Linked DNA regions of Homo sapiens: all the other regions are linked to region 1. Evidence: chromatin contacts called from ENCODE Hi-C or POLR2A ChIA-PET data. All regions are on one chromosome and are shown on one strand. Each heading gives the region's core, a stretch centred on a gene start or an enhancer-like site at or near the end of the contact. The rest is flanking DNA. Distances are from core to core; before and after follow the strand shown. Region 1 has its middle 52 kb from the start of MIR466. Region 2 has its middle 55 kb from the start of MIR466. Region 3 has its middle 130 kb from the start of MIR466.

The links. A loop is a pair of places that touch in the nucleus more often than their neighbours do. ChIA-PET counts read pairs that join two places held with the same protein, here RNA polymerase II (POLR2A). Pooled maps may share reads with other maps.
Region 2: a loop to region 1 is called in a pooled map, with 3 times the contacts of the local background. The contact joins two enhancer-like sites. A Hi-C loop is called at or near these places in 6 of 50 pooled maps. POLR2A ChIA-PET finds 5 or more read pairs at or near these places in 2 of 52 experiments (activated T-cell and activated naive CD4-positive, alpha-beta T cell).
Region 3: a loop to region 1 is called in a map of naive thymus-derived CD4-positive, alpha-beta T cell, with 4 times the contacts of the local background. The contact joins two enhancer-like sites. A Hi-C loop is called at or near these places in 3 of 168 maps with a recorded cell type or tissue (HepG2, mucosa of descending colon and naive thymus-derived CD4-positive, alpha-beta T cell) and 5 of 50 pooled maps. POLR2A ChIA-PET finds 5 or more read pairs at or near these places in 5 of 52 experiments (T-cell, activated CD4-positive, alpha-beta memory T cell, activated T-cell and 2 more).

What each region holds. Positions count from the first base shown.
Region 1 is chr3:31,212,833-31,215,482 of GRCh38, forward strand. No RefSeq gene overlaps it. Among named protein-coding and RNA genes, the nearest start is that of MIR466, 52 kb to the left of the region's middle. RefSeq lists an enhancer at 1-515. Within about 2 kb of position 1,304, at least 2 of the 41 ENCODE cell types and tissues checked have a DNase peak (open chromatin) inside an H3K27ac peak, as active enhancers do.
Region 2 is chr3:31,105,062-31,107,711 of GRCh38, forward strand. No RefSeq gene overlaps it. Among named protein-coding and RNA genes, the nearest start is that of MIR466, 55 kb to the right of the region's middle. Within about 2 kb of position 1,315, at least 4 of the 41 ENCODE cell types and tissues checked have a DNase peak (open chromatin) inside an H3K27ac peak, as active enhancers do.
Region 3 is chr3:31,287,575-31,290,224 of GRCh38, forward strand. No RefSeq gene overlaps it. Among named protein-coding and RNA genes, the nearest start is that of MIR466, 130 kb to the left of the region's middle. Within about 2 kb of position 1,345, at least 5 of the 41 ENCODE cell types and tissues checked have a DNase peak (open chromatin) inside an H3K27ac peak, as active enhancers do.

The DNA of each region.
Region 1 (2,650 bases), core at 54-2,553:
GGAGGTTGGAGTGAGCTAAGATCTTGCCACTGCAATCCAGCCTGGTGACAGAGCAAGACTTTGTCAAAAAAAAAAAAAAAAAGTTATGCCAGTCAGATTCTCTTCCTCAGATATTTGAAACAGGAAATGAGTAAGAGAAGACGATGACAGTGTACATCAAAGAAGGCCATGAAATACCTTTAGAAGCCATGAGGAATCACGAGCAAGCCAGAATTAGGAGAAAGCAAAGTCAATAGCAAGAGCAGAAGGAAGGTAACATAAGAAACTCGATAGCACTGTACTAACCTCAACCTGTTCCTGCCTCAGGTATGAGCACATCCAAGCCATTCCCTTTGCCTACCTTTTACATTATCTCTTTTTCCTCTTCCCATCTCCTCCCTTCTTTGCTTAAAGACAACAAGGCAGAAGAATTAGAGTGTTGCCATCAGAAGTCATGGAAATGCACCATTGCAATTCCCTTGTTTTTCCCTATTTAAGCTGAGCTTTATGAAGGATACATTAACCACATTATCAGATGGAGACATAATGACAAGCCTGCTCTTCATCTTTTCAAAATGCCCAGATGGAAATAATGTCTGAGAATGTAAAGTTTTCCCATCACAGCACTCTTCTCTCTTGTTGAATCTAATTGTAGCACTAGAAAAAGAGAGACTGACTCTTGCAAACCTCCCAGTGAAATGCCAACTGTAACACATCATTAGCTAAATAAGAAACAACAAGGTCAGCATGGTGTGCGAGAAATGGCAATGTTGTACTTGCTGTTGATTCAGAACTGGCGGGTTTGTGAGGAAGGGAAAAATAAATGTGTATAGAGGTAATGTTGGCCAGGTGCAGTGACTCACGCCTGTAAACCCAGCACTTTGGGAGGCCGAGGCAGGTGGATCACCTGAGGTCAGGAGTTCAAGACCAGCCTGGCCAACATGGCAAAACCCCATCTCTACCAAAAATACAAAAATAATAGACAGGCGTGGTGGCACACCTGTAATCCCAACTACTCAGGAGGCTGAGGCAGGAGAATAGCTTGAACCTGAGAGGCTGAGGTTGCAGTGAGCCGAGATCATGCCACTGCACTCCAGCATGGGTGACAAGAGCGAAACTCCATCTCAAAAAAAAAAAAAAAAAAAAAAAAGCAATGTCACTACAGGCCGCCACAATATATAGGTGTGCATGGGAAAATATAGTTGAGTGTATTTTCAGGATGTGGCAAGCGGATGTGGCTCAACCAGAGGAATTTATAGCAGCAAGTAACAGCCATACCACCATAAAACTGCACAGAAGCTACTTTTAGACTTTGAGGATCAAACAGCTAGATTCAAAACACAGATAATAGAATAACAACTGCTGCTTAACAGGGAGTAGGAGATAAAAATAATTTGCTACACTTTGCTAGATTCCACCCCATTCCTCTAACATAGCAATCCTGGGCAGTTAATTAGAGTATGTGTGGTCGCTGCAGATGAAGGGAAACTCTATCAGCGATGGAAGAAACAGTAGACAGGAAATCCTGAGCCAGCCATTAAAATAGGAGTAAGATTTCAGAAGCCAGAGATGAGATACAATAGGAGGTGAACTGAGTTAGAGGAAACAACTCCTAGTGAAAGAAGGTCTCTTTGCCCTAAATCAGTAAAAGGGATCTACATTAAAAATTCGTATTTAATCGTTAACGTTTATTTTAAAATAAACTAATGGTTGTTGTTTCTTATTTAATTAAGAAATTAAAAGAATTTCTTGAAATTAACCTATTTTCTAAGTTCGATGTCAGCCATAATTATTATAGACCAAGAGGCACACACAAACCCACTCCCTCCCCTAACCCATCTCTTAAACAAAAGATCACCCTCCAGTGACCCTTAAAAAGAGTTTGAGAACTATAAAGTCACAAGAATAAAACCTTAACACTGACAGGATATAAGCTGGCTACAGATGACATTTCCAACCCCCTCTCCTTGTCAGTACAAAAGATGCATTGGATGTGGGGGACAGATTTGTTGAGATACTCATGGACTTGCATGTGTGGCACTTTATGAAAAAATAAAAAGGAATCAGACTTCCCATTTAAATTCTCTCACCTCTACCCCTTCCTTACATTTTTTCCTTGCCCCCCAACTCTCACAGGAACAGAGTAACATGGGATAAAGAGGATGAGAGTACAGAAAGCAAATGATAAAAATATGTGCTCTTGAGTCATTGGAAGATTCTGATCCAAAGTAATGGGTGATTATTACTCCTTGAAGCCACAGTCAAAAGCAAATTTAAAATATTCCCTCCTTTTCTCCTGAAGTCTTTTTCTCCAATCTGGCAACTGGCAATGCACTAAAGGAATGTTTTCATCAATGTGTCCAAATATGTTATTCAAAGTAAGATTTTATATGAGATAGCCTCAGGGAACTTTCTGGAAGAAAAAGGCAGCCCCAAAATTGGATGCACAAATTGCTTTAAGGTTTTAAGATTTGGCGAAATATATTGTGCCTTCATTGTACCCCAAGCCAGAAATGGAAAAAAGAAAAAAGAATCAATACAAAGAATGACTTTCCAGGCAGTGCAAAGGGATTCAGTGTTTCCACAGGTTTGCAAGAATGCAACAAGCAAGAAAGGCAGTGTCCCCAAAACAAAGTGACCAGTCCTCTGAGCTTCTAGCTGGCAAGTTGCC
Region 2 (2,650 bases), core at 65-2,564, 110 kb before region 1:
GATGAGAAAACTGAGACTCAGGAAGTTAAATTGTGTTCCCAAGAAGACGCCATAATTATTTGCTCAAAACTAAAGCTAAAAGCCAAAACTAGTTTTCTATCCAGCCTGGTGGTTTAGCTACCTCCTGGCATACTGCCTTTTCATTCAGACTGACAATAATTATTCATCACTCAGCAAATATTGACCTTCACATAATAAAATCATTGTTATCATTTGACCCTACTAACTTCTAGTCCTTGTTCTTACAGATATTCTATTTTAATGTATTTGTAGTATTAGCATAGATAGTTTTAATCTACATTCTCATTCAACATTATACTACACTATCAATTAGAATTAGGAGTGATTCATACAAGGTAGAATTTTTTTCTTTTAAATGAGAGAAGTCTGGAGGTATGCAATTTAGAATGTTACGGTGGTTCACAGTCATCAAAGACTGAGGCTCTTCTTTTTCTCCTTCACCATCCTAGAGCTTAGCTTCCAGCCCAAAGATGCCTTATGACTCAAAGATGGCCACTGAAGTTGCGGTTTTCACATGTGTGAAGTTGGAAGCAAGAAGGAAGGAGGAAAGGGCAAAAGGAGTATATGTCTCAGCTGAGTCAGTTCCTTTTAATCAGATTTCTCAGAAATCTGATTCAGCATTTCATCCCACTGGCCAAAACTTAGTCACACTGACACACTTAGCAATTAAGAAATCTTAAAAATGTATTATTTTAGTTGAGGTTATTTGTTGCCTCAATAAAATTAGGATTGTGTTTTCATAGAATAAAGGAAAAATCAGTCAATCATTTTCACAAGAATGCTTCACAAGAAACCATGCCAAAACTCAGTGAATTACAACAGCAAGCATTTCTTTCTCATTTGTGTGTTTTAGATCAATCAGGGATCACAGATTGAGGATGGTGTCAGCTAGGCTGACTTTTTTTTTTTTTTGATAAGGGGTACAAGTGCAATTTTGTTACATGGATACATTGTGTAGTGGTGAAGTTTGTTTTCAGTGTATCTATCACCTGAATAATATACGTTGTACCCATTAAGTAATTTCTCATCATCCACCCCTCTCCGACCCCTTCACCCTTCTGAGTCTCCAGTGTCTACCACTCTACACTCTATGTCCATGGGTACACATTATTTAGCTCCCACTTACAAGTGAGAACATGCAGTCTTTGTCTTTCTGTTTCTGAGTTGTTTCACTTAAGATAATGGCCTCCAGTTCTACTCATGGCTGCAAAATACACGATTTCATTCTTTTTTATGTAGACTTGACTGCAGGCTAGGACTTCAATTCACTCTACTTCACCTGACTCATTCTTCTGGCACAAGAGGGCTCCCTGGGGCAAGTTCTTCCAGGATAATAGCAGATGTGCAGCGCAATAGAGCAAGCCCAGTCATGCTAGAATATTTCAAGCCTTGACACAATCTATGTCCAGTAAGATCTTATGTCCAAAGCAAACTATATGGACAATCCCAAGTTAGAAAGGCAAGGAAATGCATCTTGACCATGAGGAGACCACAGCAAAGGAGGTGAGGTATGCTTGCTGTGTACACCTCCTATAGGAGAGTGTTGGGATCAATAATTCTATCTGCCACAGTAAGCAGGCCATAATTTTCTATTATAACATTCTCTTTCTTCCCTCGCCTCTAACTACCTCCTGCCTATCTTGTTCTTCCCTGTATACAGTTCCAAGATGGATAGTTACTAAGCTGTAAAAACTCATAGGCCCACCCAAGACTGTCCCCATAACAAGCTTGATAATATTCTTGGAGAATCTGATATATGATCCCAAGAGTTAGGAGTGTGGAGGGAAGGGGAGAATAGTGCCTGATTCTGCCTGGAGAGGTCAAAAAGTAGGAACCTGCTGTGGGCTCTCACATTCACAAAGTGAAAAGAGAGGCTAGGGTGGAAGTGGGTCTGTACACTGCAGTCTAGTGAGGAAGCCTGCATATGTTCCATGGTACTATTAGATGCCTTGGAATAAAGCCAGCCTCCAGCTTTCTTGAAACCCCAGTGAGGGTTTCACTAAGAAAGAGAAACTGCAGAAGTATACCAAAAGCGAAAACAAGATAAGGGAAACTCACAAAAGATCAACAGAGTATGCATCACCTATGTCAGTGACTAGGGTGGTACAGTGAAGAGAATTACTATATTGCCTAACTCAAGGGATGCCAATCATATCACTGTCCTATGGAGTTAGCAATACACAATCTACGTGGCCTTAATCATAAGTCCTCACAGTGCATAGTGTATACATTTCTCTGAAATTCATCCTCTATTAATACAACAAAGACATACTTCCATATCAATAGGTTTGAACCTGTTTCTTAGGAGGTTATATAGTGCCCTATGGTATAGATTTACCAAAATATATATAATTCCTCCCTTAATAAAGAGCATTTATGTTGTTTCCTAACTTTATTGCTACAAACAATACTTCAAAAGATTCTTGTACATATATCTATTATTATGTCATACACAAAAATAAATTCTGATGAATAAAAACTTACAAATAAATGTAAAAGAAAAATAGAAAATATTAGAAAAATATAAGATCATGCTTTTATACTTTGGGATTTGGGTATCCTTAGTAAATGTAACACAAAATAATCCCCCGTATAGAACTTCTATATGGATAAACCTAATGCAGAGTTT
Region 3 (2,650 bases), core at 95-2,594, 75 kb after region 1:
ATTTAAGATGATTTTTCTCGTAGGTAAGTTCATGGATTCTTCAGAGACACCACTACCCCTACCCCAGACCATCACTGGGATTTTTTTACCTGTTTTTTTCCTTAATAAGGACAGTGTCACCTCCTCCCAGCCTCCTACGGTTCCCCTGGCTTCCAGCAGGCCACTCCACGCAGACTCTCTCTTCCCACCAGCCCTCTTCCCAGGTAACCTTTAATTTGGTTCCCTCTCCCATGTGTCCTGAATAAGCAGAAGACAGAGCTGATTCATTCCCTTAGAGAGTGAACCAGTGTTAGTCTCTCCCCTTTGGGTTTCTGCAGTTGAGGTTCTGAAGGAAGGACACATATTTCTAGGCACTGTCTCTTGGGTGGTTCTCAGACAGGGTTTGCACCTCCTTTGCAGGTCCTGCTTAGGTAGCATGGCTAGCCCTCCACTCTGGAATGCCAGAGTAGGTGGCTCCTAGCTGCCTTATTTTTACATACTTTGGTACAGCCTCCAGACACAAGAAGGTAATCTGTTTTACAGGTGTCAAAAGTTAAGTCTCAGAAAAATTAACTAAATTTTTTAAGATCACACCACCAGTCTATGGCAGAACTGTCCCTCTCCAGCTCAAGCTCTTGGCATCCTATTACAGCTATCTAAATAAAAAAGGCTTTTAAAGAGAATTGGCGGTAAAACAGACCCCCATTCCCTCCCAAGGCATTCCCTTAGTTCATTGCTCCAAAGTATGGCGGTCATGGTGTGTTCTCTTCCTCACCACATAGTCAACCCCGACTTGGGGACGGGCTAGGTGGAGCCCTGGGCCAGCCGATCTCCAGCACAGACCAGACCCCTAAGGCCTAAACTGTCCCTGCTTATCTCAGAATGGGGGATTACATATTCTACACGCCTGGTTCTCCTGACAGATGTGAGGAAAGCACACCGTAAGCACTGAACATCAGTACGTGTCTATAAAAGTCATTATAAACATCACGAGGCATGAGAGAAAAAGCATCTCTATTTACAGTGTAGGAAAGAGGAAAGAACAAAAACAACAACAACAAACCCTTCCAAGAATTTGCTTAATCACACTTCTGTATGGGAGGAAAACATTACCTGTAAATCTTTCCTGTGTGGTTGATAGGAGCTGATGGATCTTCCCTTGCAGATGGATGTTTATAACTCCCTCTTGGCTGCAAGACAGAGCAGGGCCTTGCATTCCTGTGCCTGCCCGCTGGGAAGCACATCAAAGCAGCTTTGTTTAAACTGGGACACACCCGCCCGACAGACCCTACGCCTTGCCCTTTTGGATCTTCTTACTTTTTTGGTGGAATCTGCAGTAAGCTCTGTGGCTGACCCCAGAGGTCACCCCACAAGCACTTTCCTGTTTGAAACTTGTTCCACCGGCCGCATTTCCACCGGCTCTGAGTCATTATCCTCCAGCCCTGACATCTACACTCCCATTAGATGAAAGGGCCTTACTATCTTCTACCATCCTGAACACAAAGGCAGCAGGGCTTTTTGTTGTTGTTTAGATTTGCTTCCCGTTTTTAAAAATAAAAACCTATGTTGCACATTTTTCTTACTATAAAAGCAATACATGTTTGTCATAAAAATATTCAAACAGCACAGAGAGGCAGAATGGAAAAATAAAAAGTGCCCTTTATTACAACAAACAAAGAGTAAGCACGTGCCAGCATGTTGGAATACATCTTTCTAGACTTTTTTCTCTGCAGAGATCTATCTGTTTAGGGTTGCAAAAGGAGATCACACTGAACATCCTAGTAATAAACTTGCTTTTTTCATTTGCCACTACGTTGAGAACGATTTTCCATGTCATTAAATATCTGCAAGATTTTTTTTTTCTATTTTGTAATATGAACAAAATTTGGTAGTTTTGCCTGAATAAAAGCAATTTTCCCTTAAAATATTATACCCTTTGCTCCAGCCATTGTTCTTCTGGAGGCCTTGCAGGAATCCCATGGGTCAATCAGAAGAGTGCACACTTGATTCTTTCCATTTGAAAACCAGGGACATGGCTAACATTTTCTCTAAACAGCTCCTTCCTAAGAGTTATGACTGTAACTGGTTTGGAGAGCTTCTTAACACTCCAACACAAATATGTTCCCATCTCTTTAATGTCTTCACGTCAAATTAGAAGAGGCCCAAGCCCTCGTCGCCAGGCCCCCTGCCTACCCCTACTACCATACAGGAAATGAAGCATGTTATCATCCCTCTTGGGAAACTGCCTCTCTGTGAACTCTACAAAACATGAGCCTTGAGGTCACAAACCTTAGAAGAAAAGGGTCAGCCCACCTCCCCCACTGACACCGAGAGCACTGGAGTCTTCCCTGCCAACTCCTGCCTCTGCTGTCTCTGCTTCTCACAGTGGGCTTTTGGTGTTTCAGGACCAACAGACTGTAAAGACCAAAGGAAAACTTCTCCTTCTCCCTTTGAAGATTTGCTGAAAAGAGGAAGATTAATAGGAGAAAAGGCATACAAATGTATTTGATGATAGTTTCACGTGACACAGGAGCCTTCAGAATGAAGACCCAAAGATACAGAAGAAATGGTCCATTTTTACACTGAGGTTTAACGAAATATGGACAGCCGTGTCGAAATATGACTGGACAAAAAGGGTGTGATCTAATGCTAAGAACCCGAGAAGGAAACC